Linked DNA regions of Homo sapiens: region 2 is linked to region 1. The links are chromatin loops, found by intact Hi-C in ENCODE. Cell type or tissue: IMR-90. All regions are shown on one strand.

Region 1 (8,000 bases):
AGCTGCACGGGGCCAGGCGGGGGTTCTCCTGGCTGGGTTTGATTTGCGGGGCCGGCGGGCACTGGCTCCGGTGCCTCTGCGCCCCGCACTCCGCTCCTCGCTTCGGGCAGGCGGTGGGCGCTGCCGGCCGAGACGGGGGCTGCGGAGGTCGGGCGGGGAGGCGGGGGTGGCGGGTCCGGGCGCGGCGAGGTGAGGCCAGCGAGGCCGGTGAGGCGAGGCGCGGAGCGGCCGCTGCCGCCGCCGCCGCGACGCTGCTGCCGCCCGGGCTGCTGCTCCGCTTGCTGCTCGCCCGTCGCCTGCTCGTTCGCGCGGTCCGCGTCCAGCCCGCCGCTCTCCGGACACGGGCACACGGCGCGCGCAGCCGCACTCGCCCCCGGAGGAAGGCGCCGCGCTGGGTCCTAAAAAGCCCTGATTCCGCGCCCCCCTCCCAGCCCCGCACCGAGCCCGGCCTCCCTCAACCTCGGCGCTGGGGGCGCCCGCCCCGCGCGGCTCCTGCTGCTCCCGGGGGACCCGCCCACGGTCCGCCCTCGGGGAACGCCACTCCAGGGGCGGGGGCTCCGAGAGACGTCTGGGCCCGCGCCCCCGGGTCAGACTGAGGTGAGAAGGGCGTTGGCACCCTCCCCTTGCCTTCCAAACCAGGGACCATCTGATCCCTGGTGAGACAAAGCTCTCCCGGAGTTTTGTCATCAGAGACACCCTGGCCCGGACCAGTGCTGACCGCTCCAAGGAATCCTTTAATACCGACCCTTCTCGCGGAACCTGGAGGCCCCATGTTCCTTCCATGGGTAATGTCTTGCATGAACCCCAACACACACACACACACACACACACCACGTTATCCTCTACGCCCTCCACTAACAATCAATCCTGGACCCCTATTAACCCCTTTGGACTCCTTACTGACCCTGGGCCCTTTATAGCTTCAGACAGAGGGAGTCTCCCATGAGTGCCACATCCATCCAAGCTCACGGACTCTCCCACACTAACCCTGGATCCCTAGGTGGAGACCCCTTATGAAAAGGACCTTCTGCCCTCAGAGGTCAGAAGCAGCAACTGCTCGTAGTTTCCCTGAGCACTGACACCCCCACCCCGCACTTCCTAGGGCTTCAACTGCCCTGGGTGATAAGCTGGTGTTATGTCTGGGAGCTGGGTGGGAGCTGCTGCTTGCTGTGATTCCTCCATCTTCACAGTTGGTCCTGGGGGTGGGAGTTCCAGTTTGAACCTCAAAGCCTTCCTGGCCCATGCCTGCTGCTAGTGCCTTGGTTTACTCAGTAAAGCAATCACTCCTTTACTCCTTACTTGTTTCAGGATCCGTCCCAGGCACAAGGACACAAGAGATGAATCTGACCCAGCCTCTGGCCTTGAGAAGCTCCCAGCCTTCTGGGGAGGTGGCCAGGTGGGCCTAGGCAGGACTGGGGAGGTCAGGCCCGTCTCCAGGGGTGGCTGGGGTGGGAAAGAGGCTTATTGATCCCAGCTCAACCCAATCGAACACAGGATGCCTGGGCAAAGGGCGATTTAATTAAGAAGATATGAGGCTTTTATTACTGCTGGCACTTTCTAACTGTGCAGACAGCTGTCCCTCTACCCTGACCCACAGATGCCGTTGTGAGCCTGGGGACAAAGCTGTGCCACAGACATCGCTCTCCTTACTTGGCCAGGGGAATCCCAATCTAGCCACAGGAAAATCTGTGTGTGGTGGGTAAAAGGCTTGAAGGGGTGGAGAGGGGCAGGGCAAGGATTGACAGATGGGAATAGGACAAGGGGAGAGACAGAGAGGCTAAATTAAGTCAGAAATGGGCAGAGTTGGGCAGAGACAAAGAGAGGGTTGGATTTTGGGGCCTGCATGGCACCTCCTCCCTCCAGATATTGATCTGTGTGATTCCTCTAAATAGGAGCTGTTTCCCCTTCAATCTCAGAGTAATGCAGGGATGAGAGTGATTTTGAGTGTCCCTTTCACCCTGACCAGTGTGAGTCCCCATCTCCTAACCACAAGGAAGCCTGGCCTGGTGTGGCCCGGCCTGGTGTGGCCCATCCTGGCCCATATTCAGATCCCCGGGACATGGGTTCTCAGGAAATTCTGTCCCAACATTGGTAGAAGATGAAATAGAAATGGAGAATCCAGAAGGAAGAGAAAAAGGTGGACACAGAGGCAGACACATACACACACACACACACACACACACACACACACACACACACACACACACAGCTGGGAGAAATCAAGATGGGGAGAGACAAGAAAGCAGCCTCTCCAAACCTTCCTTTCTTTCTACCCAGATGTCCAGCCCCTCTTCTCACCCAAGAATCTTCTGGGATTCTACTAGCCATAGGGTTCCAGGACTTCACCTCTCTCTTCACCTGCAGAACCACACGGGATCAGAGTATGGCTCCTGATCTTCTCCATAGCTCATCTGATCTCCATAAAAGGACCATCAGCTCCTCCAGGGCTTCTTGTTTGCTTCCCTCCAGAGTGCCCAGAATACAGTAGATCCTCACTAAGGTCCAGATGATTTGAGAAAGGCTAGGAGAGAGGCTGGGATCCTAGAACCCAAGTGGCAGAGACTGTGGGAGTCTGGAACACCTAATGGAGACCAAGTCAGGAGGAGGGACTTACCCAGGGTTTTTTAGGGAATCAGTGCAGGGCCCCATCACTACGCCATGGCGAGTCCTAATAGGGGGCTGCAGTGTGACCCAGGCAGTTGGGGAGGGGGCACAGAGAGACAGAGAGAAACAAGGGGCTCCTGGTAGGCAGAAGGTTGGGTGATTAGGGGCTCTGGACGATGTGTTAGAAAGAGGGAGGTAGGCCAGGGTTGGAGGCAGAAGGAATGTGAAAGGGTATTCATTGCACCCTAAAGCCCATTACACCCTAAAATCCCCCAAGAGGTAAGCAGAGAAAACTCAGACACAGGAGCCTCCCCAGCAGGAGAGGGTAGCTGTTCCCAATGTGCCCCACACTGTTCCACTTTAGGATTCTCACTTTGATCCCTGATGACACACCCCCAGCCCAGGCCCCAAAGAATGGCCTCCCTTGTGGATCCTGAACAGGACATCAAACTTTCTTCTCTCACTTCCCCTTCACACTGCGAGAATGCTAGCATTTGCAAACAGCCTAGGAAAACCAAGAGGGCAACACAGAAGAAATCAACAAAAACCAAAAACCAGAAAACAGAGAAACAGAGGGTTTTGGGGGGAAATAGGAGGAAGAATGACTAACCATTCCCTAGCTTCTCACTCGCAAACACTAACGACAGACCCCCAGCTAGACTGAAAACCTCACTCCTTTTCCACTTTGGAGCAGCACCTCCTATTCGCAGCCATTTGCCCCTCCCTTGCAGAAGAAAGCTTGTGGTCTGGTGCCAGAGGGTCTTTGGTAGCTGGGGCTGGTGGGGGTGGGAGCAGTTGTGGTGTGGTATGTTCAGTGGCTAAGAGCACAGACTTTAAAACCAGACTGCCTGGATTCAAATCCCAGCTCCAGTACTGACTAGCTGTGACCTTGGGCAAGTTACTCAACTTCTCTGTGCCTCGTTTTTTGCTTTTACTGTTGTATTGAAATAATAATAATAACTCCTGTATCCTTAACATCTAAGTTCTAGAATTTCTCTTGTTTAGGCCCAAGGAGGGATTGCTGGGCTTCAGTAAGCTTCATGTAGGAAAGGCTAGAATATAAGCTGGTGTTGGGAGTGGACTAAAAAAAAGGTGAAGGGAGTTCTGAAGCCAAGTTTGGCCTATGTTTTCCCACCTGGCACTTGCAGGCCTTAGATCTGGTCCTGCTAAGCTCTGGAACTGGCCCAAGTCCAGCCCCTAGGCTTTTGTCCAGGTTGGCACATCCTCCATGCTGCTCTCCCAGGCCCAGAGCCTCAGCCCTCCTGGTGGGCTGGGGTGCCATCTTGTGGCCATGGCTGGGAACTAACCTAAGCTGGGTATTGACCGAGAAGGCTTTGAGGATAGTAACCCTGCTCTGATGGTAAGCCGTGGGGGTGGCAGACATCCCCTCCCTAGACCATACCGCCTGCCTCCAATGGTCAGGGAAGATTGAATCCAGAGATGCCGTAGTGGGAAATTGGCGACCTTGGCCACAGATCTGTAGGTTGAGCAGTGACCCTGGTAACCTGGGCTGAGCTGCAGCGAGGTATACAGCTAGCTGTTCCTTCTTGGAAACTCTGGGGCAGGGGCACCAACATGGCTTAGGCCATGGGAAGTCCAGAAAGGGGCCAAGGTGAAGAATACTCTTGGAAGGTGTCTAGACCAGGGTTTCTCAACTTCTGCACTGTTGACATCTTGGCTCAGATGTAATCCTTTGCCAGGGTTGGGGCCGGGTGCTGTACTGTGCATTGCAGGATATTTAGCAGGCCTCTGTCCACTAGGTGTCGGTAGAAGCCTCTTCCCTAGCAGTGATCACCAAAAAGGTCTACAGACACTGCCAAATGTACCCTGGGAGGTAAAATTTCTTCCGGTTGAGAGAACCACTGATGTAGACAGACTTGGTTACAAATCCCATTTTTGCTATTCACTAGCTGCGTCAACTAGTCCCATTCCCTCTCTAGGCTTCTATTTCCTCATTATCCATAAAGGGACCAATGTCTGGTAAGGATTAAATGACATGGTACCTCATTTCCTCTTCTTCCCTTTTCTCCCTTCCCTCGGGCTCCCTAGCCCACTTCTCATCCCTCTGTGACCAGCCCTTACACCCCCTCCCCCTCATGGACTCCTACCATCCTTCAGCAATGTCCCTTAGGGTGTCAGTGTGGCCCTGGGGACAGAGCATTAGCCCTCCCTGGGCCTGGATGCCTCTCCCTGCAGGCTGTGGGAGGGAGGTGCGGAAGTGTGAGATGAGATGATGGCTGTGGTGAACATGGTCAGGTGTGCATATATGTAAGGAGGCTGGGTGGGTACAGGCCCTCCTGCAAGCATGTTCACAGCAGGACTGTGCAGAGGACACTGAGTTCTCCTCCCAGAAGCAGCTGGAGACTCGTGGCTACCCTAAAGGTCTTCCCTCTGCGGCTCCTCTGATAGGGAGAGCCTGGCAAGTTCTCTTGTATGTACACCTGTGGATGTGTCAGCCTGCAGGTGAGCATGGTCAGTATGCAGAGGTGGGTCCAGGGTGTGTAGGGCCTGAAGCCTGGAAGTTTTGGGGGTCACTCTTTTAAAAAAAGAAAGCAAAAAAGAATACAAAGTTGGATACAAAAGTGAATATTTATTTAGACTTAGAAAAGGACTCAAGACCAAATATAAATTTTAAGAAGCTGACATATACTACAAATATTTAAAAATACAGAAAAAAGCTTCATATTTTTATTAACTGCACGGCACACCTATATAATGATTTAAAATAAGTTACATTTATTTGGAAGCATTCAGTATGCCAACAAAAACAGATGCAACTTTTTTTGCAATTACAGAATAATATTTAGTTAATACATTTATTTTACATAAGCTACATCGAAGATGACTGGAAATTAAAAAATCATCACCTTCCCTCCAATATAACTATTTTTTTCTGTGTACTAACAAGACCCTGCTTTACATTTCTATGCCAATTTATAGGTCCCGGGTAGTACCAGGCACAGTTAGTAGCTACTGAAAACACCTCCTGGACAGGACTACTTAAAGATACATTATGAAATGCAAGGGACCCAGAAAACTCACAACAGTATTGAAGAAGGAGAGTAAAGCTGGAGGACTCACGCTTCCCAATTTCAAAACTAACTACCACACTACAATAATCAAGACTGTGTGGTATTGGCATAAGGATAGATAGATAGATCAATGGAATAGAATTGAGAGTACAGAAATAAACTCATATATTTATGGTCAATTAATTTTTGACAAGAGTGCCAAGACAATTCAATGGAGAAAGAATCGTCATTTCAATAAATGATGCTGAAACAACTATATATTCATACGCAAAAGAATGAATTTGGATCCCATACTTACACCATATTAAAAATTTTAAATGGACCAAATTCCTAAATGTTAGGGCCAAAGTCATATAACTCTTAGAAGAACTTGAAGTAAGTAATCGTTTCTTAGATGTGATGTCAAAACCATAAGCAAAAAAAAAAAAAAAAAAAAGGAACAGGTAGATAACTTGGATCTTGGATCTCATCAAAATAAAATAGACATTTGTGCTTCAAAGGAAGTGAAAAGAATTCGCAGAATGGGAGATATAATTGCAAATCCTATATCTGATAAGAGTCTGATATCTAGATTAGATAAAGAACTCTCATAACTCAATGTATTAGTCCATTCTCACACTGCTATGAAGAAATACCCAAGACTGGGTAATTTATAAAGGAAAGAGGTTTAATTGACTCACTGTTCCACATTGCTGAGGAGGCCTCAGGAAACTTACAATCATGGCAGAAGGCAAAGGAGAAGCAGGCACCTTCTTCACAGGGTGGCAGGATGTAGTGAATGGAAGCAGGGGAAACATCAGACACTTATAAAACCATCAGATCTCATTGAGAACTCACTATCATGAGAAGAGCATGGGGGAAACCACTCCCAGTGATCCAACTGCCTCCACCTGGTCCTGCCCTTGACACATGGGGATTATGGGGATTACAATTCTAGGTGAGATCTGGGTGGGGACACAGAGCCAAACCATACCACTCAACAACAAAAAGACAACCTAATTTTAAAATGGGCAAAGAATTTGAATGGACATTTCTCCAAAGAAAACATACAAATACTCAATACGCACATGAAAACATGCTCAACATGTGATTAGAGAAATGCAACTCAAAACCCACTTCACACCCACTAGGCTACTTCTAACAAAAAAGACAAACAACAGAATGTTGTCAAGGATGTGGAGACATTGGAACCCCTATATGTTGCTGATGGGAATATAAAATGGTGCAGCTGCTTTGGGGAAAAGTTTGACAGTTCCTCAAAACTTTAAACATAGAGCTGTGATATAGCTAGCAATTCTGCTTTTAGATACATACCCAAGAAAATTGAAAGCACACATTTACACAGACACTTGTACTTGAATGTTCACAGCAGCATTATTCCTAATAGCTAAGAAGTAGAAATAACCCACGTGACCAACAGATGAATGAATTAAAAAAGTGTGATATATCCGTATAATACACTATTATTCAGCATAAAAAGGAATGAAGTATGCTACACGCTGTAAGATAGATGAACTGGCTGGGTGCGGTGGCTCACACCTGTAATCCCAGCACTTTCGGAGGCCGAGGTGGGGGGATCACCTGAGGTCAGGAGTTCAAGACCAGCCTGGCCAACATAGTGAAACCCCATCTCTACTAAAAATACAAAAATTAGGCGAGCGTGGTGGTGGGTGCCTGTAATCCCAGTTACTTGGGAGGCTGAGGCAGAAGAATTGCTTGAACCCAGGAGGTAAAGGTTGCAGTGAGCTGAGATCACGCCACTGTACTCCAGCCTGGGTGACAGAGGGAGACTGTCTCAAAAAAAAAAAAAAAAAAGATAGATGAAGCTTGAAAACATGATGTTGGTGTTAATTGTTGAGGTCTAGTTACAGTGGCATATTATGAATTTTATACATGATTCCTTTCATATGAAATTTCCCAAATACGCAAATCCATAGAGTCAGAAAGTAGGTTAGTGGTTGCCAGGGGCAAGCAGGAGGAAGGGGATAGTGAAGAGTGACAGCTAATGCCTATGGGTTTCTTTTGGGGGTGATGAACATGTTTTGAGATTAGACAGTCGTGATGGTTGCATAGCCTTGTGCATATAGTACAAACCACTGAACTATGCATTTTAAAAAGGTGAATTTTATGGTTGTGAGTTATATCTTAATTTAAAAATTGGGAAAAGTAAAAGAAAGAAGGACCAGTTAACCAGGAGTCTATAATTGAGTTGCCTGTGCTGAGAATAAGCTTCTCAGTTTGTTGTGGTCCCGGTTTCCTTATCTGTAAGAGATCTGCTTCATAATCTCTTCTTTCTTTGAAATGCTTTAAGCAAATTATGAAATAATTTCAAAACTGAGACATACTTTTTAAATTTACTAATTT
Region 2 (8,000 bases), 91 kb before region 1:
AGTTCTTCAAACTCCCACTGGGGAGCCCGAGAATTAAAAGTCTATACCAGTTGCGGCAAACTTTTGGGATTGCAGATGGTTACAAAATTAGTGTCAATATAGCTGCTTTGCATGGAGTGGATCTGGCAAAGAGGCTTCTAAGCACTGATACATTCCTTTCAGAAATATCAAAGGATATGGCTTGGCATAGCTTTGGGGAGAAACCAACAGTTTTCGAATTCTTGAATAGCATCTACCTTATGGTGAAGATTAAATGATATAATTCATGTCAAGTGTATAATACAGTGCTTGGCACAGATCAGGCCCTTATATGTAGGCTTTTGTTACCATAATTGCACTATGGCAGAGATTACATATATGTTTTGGTAGTTAATTCCCATGATAGGTAGACACCATTTTCATCTTATCTGAGGAAACTGAGTCTCTGGGCTGCTAAAGCCCCCAAAATTACAGAGCTAGTAAGTTATAGAGTAGCAGAGCTGGGATTCAAACCCATACTCTTTCTCTTATAAGATGCTGCCTGTTGTGATACACCAAGAAAGGAACCCTGTGAGTGAGGTGTACTGACTTCATCTTGATGTTTCATCTTTCTGTATACCCTGGCCCTTTTCTAGGGTCATACCATCTTGCTGTTTCTTATTCTTAAAATCATACACCTAATGTCCAAGCTTCAGAGCTTTCTGTATTTACCAGTCCCCATTCTCTCTGTGAGTGAAGTGATCTCTCACAGTCTTCCATAAGCTCTAAAGTAGGAAACCAAAAGCATGTGTGCAAACCATGGAACTCTCTGGCTTTATTCAATGAGTATCTAAGAGCTAATGAACTGCACATAGAATTTAGAGGAACGTTGACTAGGATTTGATCAGAAAATGGTACTTTCCAGGACATTCAGGGCACCCACAAACACTAGGTAGAGTTTGTTCAGAAAAGAAAATGCTTACATTTGACTTCTGTGAGTGATTGGGATTCATTTTCCTTTCAGAAAACAAGAACCAAGTCACGCTCTCTTGCTCTTTCATGGTTGCTAGGAAGCTAAAGCCAACCTGGATGCTCAATTTCGGCATGTATATAAGCTCCTAGGGCTGGCATTTGGATACGCCTCCTTTCCATGGTTTTGAATTTCCGCTTGTATTTTATTTACTGTATTATAGGAATACCCTTTCAAAGGAGATGAGCTTAGAGTAAGTAAATCAATAAAAACTATAAGCCCCTAGAGGTCAAGGACCATTTTCATTTACTTTAGTGTCCCCAGCACATAACTCAGTATCTGGCGTATAGTAGATGCTCAGTAAATGTTTGTCAGTTGAATGGATGAAAGTGATTAATGAATCAGCATTCAAAATGACTTAAGAATGCCATCTCTGGTACCTTCCTTTGGACTTTCAGATAACAAGGCCATCAAGGTGGAAGCTTTAGAAGGTGTTCCTTGGATTTTGGAGGTCTATCATTAAGAAAGTGTGTGCACATTGCTAGACATCGGAAATAATATTGGCTTAGACAAGACAGAAGCATTTTCTCTCACTGTTATGGACTGAATTGTTTCTCCCCAAAATTCGTAGATTAAATCCCTAACCCCCAATGTGACTGTATTTGGAGATAAGGTATTTAAGGAGGTAATGAAGGTTAAGTGAGGTCTTAAGGATGGAGCCCTAATCTAATATGACATATCATTATGAGATGCAGAAGAGACACTAGGAATTGCTCTCCCTTTACATGCAGAGGAAAGGCCATGTGAGGACACAGCAAGAAGGCAGCCATCTGCAGGCCAGGGAGAGACTTGCTAGAAACCAACTCTGATGGCACCTTGATTGTAGACGTCTAGCTTCTAGAACTGTGAGAAAATTAATTTCTGTTGTTTCAGCTACCCAGTCTGTGGTATTTTTTGTTATGGCAGCCCAAGCAGACTAATACATTCACGCATGACAGGTCTGATGATATCCCCCCACAAGATTGCTATAATAGTTCTACAGATATCAAGGGCCCTAATTATTTCTATCTCTCTGTTTCACTATCCTTAACATAGGCCTTTGTCTTCAAGATTTTCTCAAGGTCCAAGATGGCTGCTAGCAATATTCAGCCAGATAGAAGGGAGAAAGGACAAAGAGAGGCCTTTTTTTTTTTTTTGAGACGGTGTCTCGCTCTGTCACCCAGGCTGGAGTGCAGTGGTGCGATCTTGGCTCACTGCAAGCTCCGCCTCCTGGGTTCACGCCATTCTCCTGCCTCAGCCTCCTGAGTAGCTAGGACTACAGGCGCCCGCCACCACGCCCGGCTAATTTTTTGTATTTTTAGTAGAGACGGGGTTTCACCGTGTTAGCCAGGATGGTCTCAATCTCCTGATGTCGTGATCCGCCCGCCTCGGCCTCCCAAAGTGCTGGGATTACAGGCATGAGCCACCGCGCCCGGCCAAAAAGAGGCCCTTTTAAGGCACTTTCCCTGAAGTGGTACCAAGCAATGTCAACTAAAAACTGGCCAGAGCCTAGTTACATAGCCAAACCTGTCATGAGGGCTGGGAAGTGAGACTTTTAGCTGGGCATATGTTTATCCTGAATAAAATTTGAAGTCTGTTACCAGGAAAGAAGAGGAGAATGGATAATAAGTAGGTAACCAGCAATCTATGCCTCAAAGAGCAGGAGAATTGTGGGGAATAAAGGAAGCTGGAAGTCAGCATCTCACTCATAAAACAGTCCCACTTCTCAGCACCTGAGCAGTACCCTGAGTGCCCTAAGCAAGGTGATGAGAGGAGATGGCTCTCACCTACAGATTAGTCCAAGCCCCGTGCTTGACTGTAGGGCACTACTCAGTTTGGGCCTAGCCACCCTCCCCGCCTTCTCTTCCCCCGTTTGCCAATACCTTGCCCCCAGCCCTGTTCCCCAGATATGCCTGCACTTACCTACATTGCAGTTCCCTCTACTTGGGATGTCCTTTGACACTTTAATATCTTATTATTCTTTCAGGCTCCATCCAAACTGTTCCTCCTGGGAGCACCTAACTTGCTTTCAAAGAGTAGAGCATGGAAAGGGGTTGGGGGAGGGGGATGAGTGAGGAATAGCCTTACAGTGGAGAAACCTGGCAAACACTACCTTGCCCAGGTGACCAAGGTTAACATCATCAGTGATAAATCATGTTGATAGTATATAACTTTTATATAGTGTGATGATAAGGACACTTCACCTCTGTGGTCTTCCTCCTCCAAGCCCATAATCCCAGTCTAACTATGAGTAAAACATCAGAAAAACTCAATTGAGGGACATCCTACAAAATACCTGCTAGTACTCAAAACTGTCAAGATCATCAAAAACAAAGTTGGAGAAACCGTAGCAGACCAGAGGAGACTAAGGAGACATGATGGCTAAATGTAATACGGTATCCTGGAGCAGAGAAAGGACATTAGGGAGAAACTAGCAAAATCTAAATACAATATGACGTTTGGCTAATAGTAATGTACCAGTGCTGGTCCCTTAGTTGTAACAGATGTACCACAGTAATATAAGATGTTGACAATGGGGGAAACTGGGGGAGGGATATTTGGGAACTTAGTACTATCTTTAAAACTTTTCTGTAAACCTAAAGCTATTCTAAAATTAAGAGTTTATTAAATGAAATCTCTGTGCTCCTCCTCACTGATGGTATGACTTGGGCAAGTCACTTGACCCCTCTAGGCTCGGTTCTTCGATGTAAAATGGGGGTGACGTACCTTCACTGCAGGATAGGAAAAAAACTTCAGTGAGACAGTGTGCCTGATGGCACTTTGGAATCAGTGAGCCTTGGCCCTTGGGATGGCTTTGGGTGCTTCACACGTTATTGTTCAAATGCAGATTCCACTCCTGCCTCTCTGAAACTCCACACAGGGAGCCGCTCCAGAGGTTTCCCCAAAGGCTGCAGTTGCTGGTACCTAGCAAAACCCTGCCCTGTCCCCATTTGGAGTTCTTTTTCAGCCAGAATTTCTGTGTGGGTAACTTCCCCTTCACCTCTCTTGATAGCTTGCTCTTATAGACTAAGATTGCATTTTTATTTTCATATTTCACTTCATTTTTCCCCCTTGAATTTAGTTTTTCTCTTTAGGAATCAGCATATGACTCAAACTGCCAGTTCTAAATTTAGTATCGCCTGTGATACGGAGAATGCATTTAGTGCTGCCTGGGATATGTATTTGGAAATAATGGTTTTATTTATCCACATCCAGTAATTCTGCTGCCTGCCTGCTGGGTTCTTTCAGGAAAGAGTTTGTCATCTCCTTTCCTCCTAATGATGAAATGTTGCTTGCTCAAGTCCCAGAGGCCCAGCCTGAGCCAGATGCTGGTGACTTGAGTCTCTGTTTAATTAAACAATACCATTCCCAGGATTCTGCAGTCATAAGGTTCTGTCTATGGCTTCTGTTTAGAGGGAGTTTGGAAATAGGTCTAGAAGGGGCTCATGGACTCTTTGGATCCTGTAGGCTTATTTCTGGGCCTCAGGCTGGTAAGATTTACCCCTTTTTTGGGGAGAATTGCCCTTTCAGTGCTGAAATATGTGGAAGGAGGGGGAAGCTCTACGTGTATGTAGCTGTGTCCTATGTTGTGGATGCTGAGGACTTAGAAGCAGTAAATCACATTACTCTCTTGCCCTCTGAGAAGCTCTTCTCTTTTGAGTGAGATGGACACATATACACATGATTAGAGTGCAATGTAAGAACTGCTGTATTACAGCAATGTACTTGGCACGGAATTAATATAGAGAGATTAATCTATGTGATAAGGAAAGGCATGCAGAGAAGAGGTGATATCTCAGTAGAGTTTTGAAGGATAATTTTATAGGTGTTTGTAAGGGAATGAGGAGGGCATTCTAGGCAGAGGGAATAGCATATGCAAAGACATGGAGGCATGACATAGCATATTATGTTTGAGGAACTGCAATTAATTCATTTATTTAAAAAAATGTATGGAGCACCTACCGTCTACCTGGTGCCATGCTAATCATTAGGGTTTTGATAATGACCAAGTTAGATAAGGTTCCATTCTCCCAAAGCTTGCATTCTTGTAACGTAGTTTGTATGAGGGAGATGAGGGGTGATACATGATAAGTTAAGGAGATAGGCAGTGTGTATTAGCATAATAATATGAATAATTATTAGTATTCGTAACCTAAAAATTATTAGTCTCCCATAATAAAGTACCACAATCTGTGTGGTTTATGATAGGAATTTATTCTCTCATATTTATGCTCTCACTTCTGGAGGCCAGATGTCCAAAATCAAGGTGTCAGCAGGGCCATGCTCCCTCTGGAGGCTCTAGGAGAGACAGTTCTCTTGACTCTTCCATCTTCTGGTGTTTCCAGGCATTCCTTGGCTTGTGGCTGCAAAAACCCTGACCCTGCCTCTGTCTTCACGTGGCCTTCTCTGTGTGATGCATCTTTTCTTCTTTCTCTTATAAAGAAGAGAGATTGCACTCATTCCAAGGTCTTTAACTTGGTTACATCTGCAGAGAGTCTGTGGGCTCTAGGGGAGAATCTGTTCTTTGACCCTTCCAGCTTCTGGTGGCTGCTGCCATTCCTTGACTTGTGGCCACATCACTCCAGTCCCTGCCTCCATGGTCACACTGCCTCCTCCTCTTTTGTCTGTGTGTCAGATTTCCCTCTGCTTTTCTCTTGTGATGACATTTAGGCTCACTCAGATAATCTAGGACAAGCTTCTTATTTCAAAATCCTTAACTTAATTATATGTGCAAAGACCCTTTTTCCATAAAAGGTCACATTCACAAGTTCTGGGGGTTAAGGCATTGACTAACATCTTTTGGAGGACCATTGTTCAACCCACTATACAGTCCAAGATTGTAAGGTCTTTGTATATTCACCTTATGAGGTAGGTTTTATCATCCTCATTTTTCAGATGAAGACACTGAGACTCAGAGAAATTAAGTGATTTGCCCAAGGTAATTCAAAAAGGAAGTAGCAGAACCAGTGATTGCAACCTGGCTTTGTCCGACTTTGAAGCCCATTCTCTTCCTCCCATGGCACACTGACCAGAATTGTTTAGAAGTCTGTCCTTTGGCTTAATACACAAGTGTCCAGTTGAGGGGGTTGCAGGGAGCCACACCTAGCTATTACCAGGCAGTATGACCTTAGTGGGAGCTAGTTTGAGAGAACTGTTAGAGGATCGAGAGCAGGCTGCAGTGGATATGGGCAGGAAGTTTGGGGGAGGGAGGGCAGTGGGGATGGGGGTGACAATGAAGAGAAGGGGCTTGGAGTTCAGGACAAGGGCAGGAATACCCACCAAATGAGGGAAATAGCACTTAAAGGAAAAGTAGGGCCAGGTGCAGTGGCTCATGCCTATAATCCCAGCACTTTGGGAGGCTGAGGCAGGAGGATCATTTGAGCCCAGGAGCTCGAGAGCAGCCAGGACAACATAGTGAAACCCCGCCTCTACAAAAAAAAATTTTTTTTTAATTAGCCAAGTGTGGTGGTGTGCACTTTTAGTCCCAGCTCCCCTGGAGGCTGTCGGGGAGGATCGCTTGAGCCTGGGAGGTTGAGGCTGCATTGAGCTTTGATAGTGCCACTGCACTCCAGCCTGGGCAATAGAGTGAGACCCTATCTCAACAACAACAACAACAAAAAAGCAAAAGTGGGCCATGCTTTACCATCGTAGAGTTTTGCCCAGCACCTCTGGTTCTTTGATGTGTGAGGGGCTCCTATGCTTGCCTACAACTGGGAAGGTCTCTGACTGGGGTGGATATAAGCTGGAGGGCCTGAGATGTGTAGAGAAGGACTCTCTGGGTTTGTATTATTCATTCCTCCTGAGCATTGCCATGAGTGAGCACTGGAAATTCAGAGATGAACATGTTTTGGTCCTGCACCGGAGGCAGAGTGGCAGAGTAGAAAAAGATCAAGAACCAAATCCCTGCTCTGCCTCTCATTCACCGTGTGACCTCAGATGAGGCACTTTAGCTTTCCAAGCCTCTGTTTTGTTATCTGAAGAATACAGATTTTTTTGAGCTTTGAAGGAGATAAAAATGAAAAGTGAGTGGCACACCCCTGGAATATAATAGGGTCAATGAATGTTACTTTCATTTAATCAAAAAACTCTCTTGCTGAGCAGAGCAATTGTTTCCAAACTGGAGGTTCTGCAGCCTTGGAGTCCTCAGAGTCTATAACACATACACCTACATGCACCATTGTTTTCAAATATTGTAGATGGCATGGTGTTGACTAAAATACAGTTGCATTTATAGGCTTTACTGAATTAATGGTGACTCTTGGTTATTAAGTATTGCTTTGATTGGTGTATATGAAGATCCTGAAATTCTTTGATATTAAAAAGGAGTCTTCAGACTCAAATATGTTGGCAACCACTGGCGTACCATGGAAGATAGAGATATAAACTGACAAATAAGATTATGGGTGAATAGTGTTATTACAGAGCTATTGCAGAAGCATAGAGGAAAGCTAGACAGCTGCCTGAAGAAATCTGGGAAGGAGGAGGTGATACTTAGGCTAGGCTTTCAAAGATGAGTAGGAGTTTCCCTCCTTTGGAGAGAGGGCCTTGCAAGTATAGGGAACAGCAGGTTCAAAGTCTAGGTGGCAAGGACTTCAGTTTTGGTGGGAGGTGGAGTGGGAGACAGGCCAGAAAAGGAGCTAGGAGCAGGGTCAGGACCAGGCCTTGAATGCCATGCTATAGAGTTTAAGATCACCTTAGGCAGGGGAAATCAGGGGCGGAGTTTAGATAGAGGAGTAATAGTGTTTGACCTTTTAGAAAGATCATTGCCTTTGCAGCTTGGAGAGTAGAGCTGGAGAGACCTGTGAAAAGGAGGCAGTTGTGGAGGAGCAGAGTGGGACTCACAGCAGAGCACTAAAGCACAAAGTCTCAGGCAGTATATACCCTGGGCCTAAATCCTAGCTGTACTCCTTAACAGCTAAGTGATCCAATTACTCAGTCTCTCAGTTCCTCAATTTTCTTATCTGTGTGATGGATATAATAATGTATCTATCTCATGGGATTTTTGTGGAATATAAATAAGGTACATATGTAT

The links. Hi-C counts contacts between places; a loop is a spot of excess contacts. Peaks named below come from ENCODE experiments on the same cell type or tissue, not always from the same donor. Only the 100,000 strongest peaks of a DNase experiment are listed, where the experiment ranks them.
Region 2: a loop joins it to region 1, with 3 times the contacts of the local background. A loop is called at or near these places in 10 of 110 quality-filtered maps.

Annotation. Positions count from the first base shown.
Region 1 is chr11:17,727,095-17,735,094 of GRCh38, reverse strand. KCNC1 (potassium voltage-gated channel subfamily C member 1) reads right to left here and starts at 314. Exons shown (of 4, transcript NM_001112741.2): 1 at 1-314. RefSeq lists a silencer at 375-474. In IMR-90, CTCF peaks have their summits at 3,881 (motif pointing left) and 4,359 (motif pointing right); a DNase peak (open chromatin) is centred at 3,844; H3K4me3 peaks cover 246 bases; H3K27me3 peaks cover 2,740 bases.
Region 2 is chr11:17,818,425-17,826,424 of GRCh38, reverse strand. All of the region lies in intron 10 of SERGEF (secretion regulating guanine nucleotide exchange factor), which reads left to right. Among named protein-coding and RNA genes, the nearest start is that of KCNC1, 88 kb to the right of the region's middle. In IMR-90, no CTCF peak of the experiment used is centred here; a DNase peak (open chromatin) is centred at 4,214; H3K27ac peaks cover 537 bases.